Linked DNA regions of Homo sapiens: region 2 is linked to region 1. A link is a loop called in an ENCODE intact Hi-C map of the cell type or tissue named here. Cell type or tissue: B cell. All regions are shown on one strand. Each heading gives the region's core, and the rest is flanking DNA. Links, peaks and the distances in the headings are about the cores only.

Evidence for each region. Peaks named below come from ENCODE experiments on the same cell type or tissue, not always from the same donor. Only the 100,000 strongest peaks of a DNase experiment are listed, where the experiment ranks them.
Region 2: a loop joins it to region 1, with 7 times the contacts of the local background. A loop is called at or near these places in 7 of 110 quality-filtered maps.

Annotation. Positions count from the first base shown.
Region 1 is chr9:35,717,072-35,721,452 of GRCh38, forward strand. TLN1 (talin 1) reads right to left here. Exons shown (of 57, transcript NM_006289.4): 11 at 3,741-3,842; 12 at 3,362-3,438; 13 at 2,968-3,148; 14 at 2,669-2,782; 15 at 2,448-2,556; 16 at 2,003-2,211; 17 at 1,741-1,839; 18 at 548-715; 19 at 75-369. Among named protein-coding and RNA genes, the nearest start is that of MIR6852, 8.5 kb to the left of the region's middle. In B cell, for the core only: no CTCF peak of the experiment used is centred there; a DNase peak (open chromatin) is centred at 2,280; H3K27ac peaks cover 2,826 bases.
Region 2 is chr9:35,617,832-35,622,212 of GRCh38, forward strand. CD72 (CD72 molecule) reads right to left here and starts at 582. Exons shown (of 9, transcript NM_001782.3): 1 at 391-582; 2 at 183-290. The coding sequence starts at 472. It overlaps LOC124902148 (a long non-coding RNA gene), which reads left to right and starts at 3,090. Exons shown (of 2, transcript XR_007061470.1): 1 at 3,090-3,178; 2 at 3,827-4,150. In B cell, for the core only: no CTCF peak of the experiment used is centred there; DNase peaks (open chromatin) are centred at 650, 1,910 and 2,950; H3K4me3 peaks cover 2,127 bases; H3K27ac peaks cover 4,000 bases.

The sequences.
Region 1 (4,381 bases), core at 175-4,174:
GCAAGGGGATGATGTCCAGTGGGCTTAGGGAACCCTGGTAGGGTTTTTTGTTTTCCTGGGGGTGCGTGTCTTACCAGCATCACCCATGGAGCTAAAGATGTTCTCAGTGACGGTTAGGATGGTGTCAGTAGCCTGGTCATAACGGCCAGCAGGCCCAGCCCCTGTGGCATGGGCTTTCACATGCTGCAGCAGCTCATTTAGGGCCTGGGTGACAGCTGTGGCTGCTGCTCCTACCCCTCGCAACAGTTGCCCATCCTCTGTAGCTGCCTGGGAGGCAGACACACAGCCCTCCACGGCTTTGGCTACCAGTCGTCCAGCCTCCACCAGTTGCTCTTGGCAGACAGGTGAGCTGATTGTAGGTGCCACCACCTGTAGGTAAAGTGAATGTCAGAGACGTAGGCAAGGGAAAGGAGGTAGAGTATGCTGCTCATAGCAGTAACTGGGATGGGTGAGGAGGCCTCCAGAGCCAAAGAAATAAAATGAAAGGCTCACGTGTGTGTGGTAGTATTACCCCTCAGCACGGACTAGAGCAACCTTTGGGGCTCACCTTAGTACAGGCCACTAGTTGGGAAGTGGATAGGGCACACTGTGTTGCTGCAGCAATAACTTGGGTCTGAAGTCCCGAGTCCTCTGTCCGCTGGGCCACACTCTTGGCCTTGAGGACCAGGGCAGCTGCAGCACTTGCCACAGCTTTGGCGAGCTGCATTAGCGCATCCTGTGAGAAAACAGCAGTTAGCATGACCTGAGATTGGGCTTGGGATTCACAGACACTTCTCAGAGGCGTAAGCTGCTTCATTATTCCCACTGATCCAATCAAAGGAGAGTGTACGCAGAAGCAACCAGAACCTACCCCGAGCTACTGCCCTGAGCACCCAGCAGGACAGAACCCCCACCGAGGAACAAACCCACACCAAGAGAAAATACAGCCTACACCAAATGGAGACACACATGAGGCGGATACACTCGATGATGACGGGGAGACAATGTGGTGGCGCTGTTACAATGGGGTGGGGAGAGGAGGTAGGAGGTATCTCCTGGGATCCCTCCACCCCCAGCTTCTTTACTCCACTTCTTGATCTTGGATTGGAAGTGGTCATCCTGGAGTCTTGGGAGCAAGTCCCTGTACTACCCTACCTGATCCCATTTCCCAAAGCCTGGCTTCGCCAGGCCTCCTCATCTCCCACCAAGTTCTGGTCCCCCAGGAGGCTGAGGAAGAAGTACAGAAACGAGTGTATGCGGCTCAGAGAGGACAAAGCTGGGAAGGCCCAGGCCAGAGGCTGTTACCGTAGGGGAATCGGGGGGAGATCGAACCCCAGCCCCTCTGGATGCACATATCTGCATGGGAAATCCAGGGTGAAAAGTCAGCTGAGGAAATTGGCATGGAGCGGGAAGGGGGAGAGCTAGAGGAACACTATTCTCAGGGTGGCATGGTCTATAGCATTGTGGGGGGTCCTCAAATTGGGGCAAGGGCTATGTACGGGGAAGAGAGAGAAAAGATGACAAGGGGCTAAAGAATAAATGAGGGCCAAGAGTAAACTAGCAGGTTAAGTTTGGATTCAGGGGTTCTGAATTCTAACCCCTAAAAGAGAGATCAGAAGTTACTAGTATCATCCCCTGGAAATAGAGGTTCAGATTGGTTTTTAGGGGTCAATTCACAGAAGCCAGGACTAGGAACTGGATTCACGAGCAGAAGTTACTTCCTAGATTCTGGGGTTCTGGGGGGTTGGGTAAGTCACCAACCTGGAAGTGGGGGTCAGTATCACTTTCCCCAATTTGTTGCAACAGCTCCCCACTGGCCTGGCCCACGTTCCCAGCTGCTTGCAGCAGGTTCTGACGGGGCTGTGGAGAGTGAACACCAGTCAGAAGCTGCCCAATCCCTGCCCACATGCCTGTGCATATCACAGGCCCACGGGACCCAGGCTTCCATCCTGTGGCTTGGACTGCCCCTTCTCCTTGGGCTTGAACCCTGTCTCCACCCTAACCCAAACCTGTGGCCCCTGACCTCAGCACTGGCTGGTTGGGCACTGCGCAGCAGTTCTGACACTGCTCCCGCAAGGCCCTTTGCTGCCTGCAACAGGGGCCGACCACTGCCGCCTTCGTCCTCCAGCAAGGCAGCCAGCAGCTTCACCCCACGGGACATCTCCGTCAGGTTGGAGGAGATTGTGGTGACTGCACAGCCCACTGCGGTATAGTCTGTCTCAGCAGGGTCCCCTAAGGGGAAAAGGAGAAAGAGGAACATGAGAGACAGGGCAGGCCAGACGAAGGGCTGGGGAGGGAGCAAAGTCACACCCAGTTAGTCACACACATGTCCACAGAAAGACGCACACACACAGTCCCTTCCACAGTGAGTCAAGGCACAGTCACACATGAAGCCAGTCACATGCATGCCTGTGCACACTTGCACCCCCTCTCCCCATCACACACCCGGAAGCTAGCATCCGGCCTACCTGCTGTCAGGTTCACCACAGACGCAGTACCAGCTGTGATGGCATCTACCTGAGAGTGGATCTCATGCTTTGATTCATCCATCTTGTTTTTACGCCAGGCCTTAGAGGCCTGAAAGAGAGAGGAAAAGCCTTCAGGATCTGCCCTGGTTTGGTTCACCTCATCCCTATCCCTTGGAGTCTCAGCTTCAGTACCACCGGCCTCTCCTCCATCCCATACTTACAGCATCCTGGCCAAGAGGCGGCAGAGTGTCAAAGTCATCCAGGGTGGCCTGGGCAGCCTGCACGGCCTGCATGCTGGAGTTAATGGTTCCAGTGAGTGCCTGCTGGGCTGAAGTCTAAAGACAAGTGGGGAGAAACAGGGACTGGAATGGATGTTTGGAGAAAAGAGAAGGTAAAAGAGAACCAGGGTCTAGGGAGAGAATACAAATAGGGACCTGGGAAAAGACTGCCTAACTCCTGGCTCGGCCCAGCTGAGGGTGAGAGAAGGGCCCTGGCACCGTGGTGGAAGTGGGACACTTACCAGAGGAGGCATGTGTCCTCGGTGCATCTGGCCGCTGGTAATCTGCTGCTGGGCAGGGGGCATGCTGCCCACCTGGAAATTCTCAGGACCAGAGGCTCCAGAGCGCATGATGGCAGGCAGGGCCACAGAGCCATGCTCCACTTTCCCCACCCGGTTGTATTGCTGCTGCAGGACTGTTGACCTGTAGAGGGGTGAACTATTGAGCTCACAGAGGACTCCTCATCTCTACCCGTCCCACCCGGTTACACTACCTTTGCAGGTGTGTGAGGTCTCACTACAGCCTGCAACTAGTTAAAGAACCATTCTAAGGACTCCCCACCTCCCAAGAGTCCTTAGAGTCAGGCCTTGCCTTCTCTACCCCTGGGAAATGGGATCAGCCCAACTCCCTTCGTACTTTTTGGGGGACACTGAGTCCTCCAGCATAGTAGACTCCTCATCTCCTTCCAGCCCAAAGTGATCCTTGCTTTTTTTCTGTAGGAAGGAAAAAGGAACAAGAGTTGGGATAGTTAAAGAAGAGGGAAGTGGAGAAAAGGCAGCCTCTTCTTTCCATAACCAGCCATTTTCCAGAAGCTGAGTGTCCATTTCTTTTTCTTTTTTTTTTTTTTTTGACAAGAAAGGGCTCTGTCACCCAGGCTGGAGTGCAGAGGCAAGATCTCGGCTCATTGCAACCTCCGCCTCCCAGGTTCAAGCAATCTGAGTGCCCATTTCTAAAGGACTGGCTTGTGGAGAGGGCAAGAGGCGATAAGGAGAAGGCTAGGGCAGGCAGTGCTCACCTTCTTCAGGATGATATCGATGTAGCCGGCAATGAGCTGTGCAATCTGCTCCCCTTCAGTTGTCTGTACTGAGTAATAGCCATCTTGGTAATCTCCAAAATCCTAGGGTGACAAGTGGGGGACTCAGAGGGAAAGCTCAAATCTATCCAGGATGGAAATGGCTAGGATGGGAGGCCCAAGGTTGAGCTGATGAGATGCCTTCCCGTGGCAACGGCCCTCTTGGAAGATGCCCACCTTTCTTGAACCTCCTCTTTATTTTCTCCTTGGAGGGAAATTTTTTACTTCTGAGGAGTGGCCTCTACACTACACAGTTTCAAATACATATCATTTAGGAAGTCTCTTATTTTTACTCTGATGATAAAATTGAGAGGATATAATATTTGGCATAAAATGGCCACACTTTAAGGTTGGCTGTAGTATCCAAAAGGGAAAAAACAGCATTTCCTATAATTTGTATTTGTGTCATTAGGGTACTTTATCAAGTTGATATCAGTTTTCAATTCATAACCCTATAATATAAAGTCAAAAATTCACTGTATATAGCTGCTGCTGAAACAGGGAGGTTATCACATTTTTCCTTTCACCACACCTACAAGAATTCCTGTGATCTCAGCTTGCTGATGAGATTTTTGTTCTGCTGA
Region 2 (4,381 bases), core at 83-4,082, 99 kb before region 1:
AGGGCAGGAGGATCACTTGAGCCCAGGAGGTCGAGGCTGCAGTGAGCCATGATCACACCACTGCACTCCAGCCTGAGTGACAGAACAAGACCCTGTCTCAAGAACAACAACAAAAACATTGTGGACTCCCCAGCTCAAGACACAGCCCCCCAACAAACACACATCCCCCAGGCTCTCCAGACCTGCTTTGTCCCCTAGTACAGAAGAAGCCAAGCTTGAGGGCACCCCTAGGACTGCGGGCACTTGAACATTCTCGTAGGTGATTTCCCCATCATCATCAGCCCCTGGGTCTAGAGAGAAGAGAAAAGGGACCAAGGTGGGATTTGGGAATGGGATCTGTGGGGCGGGAAGTGGGGATGCAGGATCAAGGGGAGGCCTCATCCCCCTTACCCTGTCCTAACCGGCTGGAGATGCTCTTCTTCAGGGGAGCCTTCACAAACCTCAGATCTGCATAGGTGATGGCCTCAGCCATGGTCCTGAGCAGCTCTGCCCCCACTCGTCTTCCCTGTCATCCACTGTCCTCCCTTGCCCCTCTCGTCTCTGTCCGTTTACAACTAGGCTCTGTGTTCCCTCTGTGACTGCACGGCTTAGCAATTGGCCCTGTGACTTCCAGTCACAAAAGAGGAAGGTGTTAGCAAGTCTCAAACAGATGGGCTCAATGAAGCAGAAGGCATCCCTGGGCCAGGGCCAGAGGGGCCACGGAGGGGACGCTGAGGTCCAGAACACAGGGGTAGGGGATGGGCCTGTCCCCATGTCCTCCCTGTGCTTCCTCTCCATGCATCTTAAACCCATATGGGCCATGCTGGGCCCCAAACTCGGTCCTTCTGGTTATCTGCCCTGATCTGCCCCACCCTCCTCCTGGCTGCCTTGTCCACTGGGGCTTATGATGTGTAGCTGGAGCTGCACTGACCCAGACGATCTCCCCAGCTCCAGGGTGAGGCTCCGTTCTCCCCATGAGACTGGGGGTTCCTGGTTTGCATCCCTCGCTTCTCATCATCCTGGGGGTTCCAGTAACTGGGGGTTCAGGAACAGGCCTGGGCCAGAGGTGAAGGTAAGGAAGAGCCATGGCTGCAGCACCTCTGGAAAGGCAAGTGGCAGCACTGCCCCCCATGCACCCTCATGGGGAGCCAGGGAGCAGGTGAGCAAGGGAGTTGCAGAGGGCTTAAGAAGGCTGCAGCTTCCTAGGTGAAGTCAAGGCAGAGGAGCAGAACAGAGCCAGAGGCCGAGCGCAGATTCCGGACCAGCGGAGGTCTTGACATTTTCTTGGTTTGGTTTTGGTTCGTCTCTTACTTTCCTAGCAAAGTTCTTTCTTTAAAAAGTCCCAAAGCTGTCCCTTCCCACCCAGCCCCAAGGAAAAAGGGGGCATTTGTGGCGGAGGACCCAGGGACCGCGAGGCCCTCATAGGTGGTGGGGGCCTGGCTGATGGAGGAGAGAGGGAACCAGTTGGGGGAAAGGGGGCTGCTGAGCAGGGGTGCCCAAAGGTGCTCCCTAATGTTCTTTTACCGGGATGTGACCCCTACTAGGAACCCCAAAATGGCCTACATCCGGGATAGGAAGGAGCTAGAACAAGATGTAGTGTGGGGGTGGGAAGAACCCGCCCCTAGCAAAGTGACATCCGCCCCGCAGAATCCCCCTCCTGCAGCTGTGGGGAGGAAAAAGGAAGGGGGAAAAGGTCCTCACCACATGCCAACAGCTCGGATGATTGGTGGTGTGTGGCAGGACACTGCCAGGGACCCTAGAGCTCTGCCAATAGCTCCGCCCAGCCAGCCCTAGAGGAAGTGGCCACTGAGGCAAAGCTGTGACCTCAAAAATGTACTTGTAGAGAGGCACGTGTGCATGTGTGTGCATGGATATGCATGTTCCCAGGACTTTGCAGTCTGTTAGGGCATCTGTGAGGTGAGCGGCTATGTCAGAGCCTGCCTGGAGGAGGAAGCCTTCTGTGGGCTGAAGGCTGCCTGTGATCACTGTTATTTTCCATGGCAGAGAATGACGGGTCATTTTCAGAAAAGTCGTCAAAGGTCATCACAAGAGATCCTACAAGTATTTCCTTTTTGAAGCTCACTGTTTCCTAAGGTGCCTCTGCAGCTGTTAACTGTCCTTGCTTGATTAAAGTTTCCAACAACCTAGACCTTCCCCCAGATACAGAGAGTGGTATGTGGTGGTGACTCCCTGGGGACCTCAGGGGCCCTGAGAGTGAGTGGGAGGGTATAGAGCAGCTGGTGGCAGGGGTGGGTGGGGTGGGAAGAGTCAAATACTTGAACCTGTGGTGTACAGGGGGTGGGTGTGGGCAGTGTGTGAGTAAATCAATTGCAGGAACATTTGCAGGAGTTCCACAAACTGTAGAATGTCCCAGTTTTCAGATCCAATACACAGGTGAACATGATGTAGATGCCAGGTAAAATGCCAAAACCAAGCTTCTAGTCTGCACTCAAAAAGGTGTCTGTGGCCAACATAGTGAAACCCCGTCTCTACTACAAAATACAAAAAAATTAGCCTGGTGTGGTGGCTCGAACCTGTAGTCCCAGCTACTCAGGAGGCTGAGGCAGGAGAATCGCTTGAACCCAGGAGGTGGAGGTTGCAGTGAGCCAAGATCACACCATTGCACTCCAGCCTAGGCAACAAGAGCAAAGCTCCATCTCCAAAAAAAAAAAAAAAAATGGAATACATGGGCTTGCTGCCTAACTTGACCTGTAGAGAGGCTTAAGAAGGGGATCTCCTGGCCGGCATGGTGGCTCACACCTGTAATCCCAGCACTTTGGGAGGCTGAGGTGGGCGGATCACCTGAGGTCAGGAATTTGAGACTAGCCTGGCAAACATGGTGAAATCCCATCTGTATTAAAAATACAAAATTAGCTGAGAATGGTGGCATGTGCCTGTAATTCCAGCTACTAGGGAGGCTGAGAATTGCTTGAACCCGGGAGGCAGAGGTTGCAGTGAGCCGAGATTGTGCCCATCCTGGGCCACAGAGTGAGACTCTGTCTCCAAAAATAAAAAAAAATAAAAAAAAGAAGGGGATCCCCAGATGGAACTGCACACCGCAATATCTTGAATGTCTTAACCAGGCTTGTTCTATATTTTTCTCCTCTTTAGCTCTTTTGGTGATGGTTACATATCTTTTCATCACAGGCCGCATTCGCTTCTGTCTTAGACCAGCTTGTAGCCTTCCTTTGTGAACAGGGTAAGAGAGTAGGATCCTTCCCCTTCCCCACGTGTGTCACTTGGGGTCTTTACAGTTTTGACATTCACATTACATTTAGAGGCTGGACATCAGAAAAGATACCTGTAACTCCAAGCTGTACCTCTACTGCCCAAATATCAGGGAACTTTTAAGAGGTGAGGGGTCAGTGCTGTACATTTCAGCTTTTCCAGAACCATACTATCATCATCTGAGAGCCTGGAGGGCAGACACTAACACCCATGTTTTGCCCTCTCCTGGCCTCCCCACTACTCATTACAGGGAATGGGTGTTTACGGTTGACAAGAGGAGGGGGCCCAACCATGAGGGCATCAGATAGAATTTGCCATGTGGAAGGGGGCTCACCTGATCAACTTTGTGTCATTGATACAGTCTATGTCAGGACATCGGGAGCATCTCCTAAGACTCTGAAAGTCAGGCTATATCTGTCTTCATTACTTTAACCCACTGGCCTCCGGGAAGCCCTAGTTTACTGACAGGGTGTGGTAGCCAGAATAATGGCCTCCCAAAAATGTTCACACCCGAATCCCCAGAACCTGTGACTATGTCACTTTACCTGACAAAATGTAGATGTGGCTATGTTAATCAAGGTCCTTTAGATAGAGAGATTATCCTGTTTTATCTTGGTAGGCACACTCTGATCACATGAGTCCTTGAAAGGGAGAACCTTTCCCATCATGGGAAGAAAGAGATTCGGTGAGGGAAGGAGGGCCAGAGAGACGCCACAGGAGAAACACTCAACCCATAGGTCCTGATTTTGAAGGTGCAGGAAGAGGACCTTGAGCCAAGGAATGCAAGAAGCCTCTGAGAGCTGGAAAAGGCAAGGAAGCAGATTTTCCCCTTCAGCATCCAGAAAGGAACCAGCCCTGCAGACACCTTGACTTTAGCCCAGTGAGACCTGTGTCGACCTGATCTCCACAACTGTAAGACAATAAATTTGTATTGTTTAAGCCACCAAGTGTGTAATTTATTAGAGCAGCAAGAGTTTCGTGAACTGTGGAGGAAGCATGATGTAATAGAAAGAATAGGGAGACTCTGGTTAAAGAGACCAGCCTTGCCACAGTATGTGACTTTGGGCAAGTGACAGTTTTCCATCTGTAAAATACAAGATAGTCTGACCTCAATCAAGAGTATGATTGCTGGAGACACACTAGGTGTGGACTTTACAAACGCCTCTTTAAAATC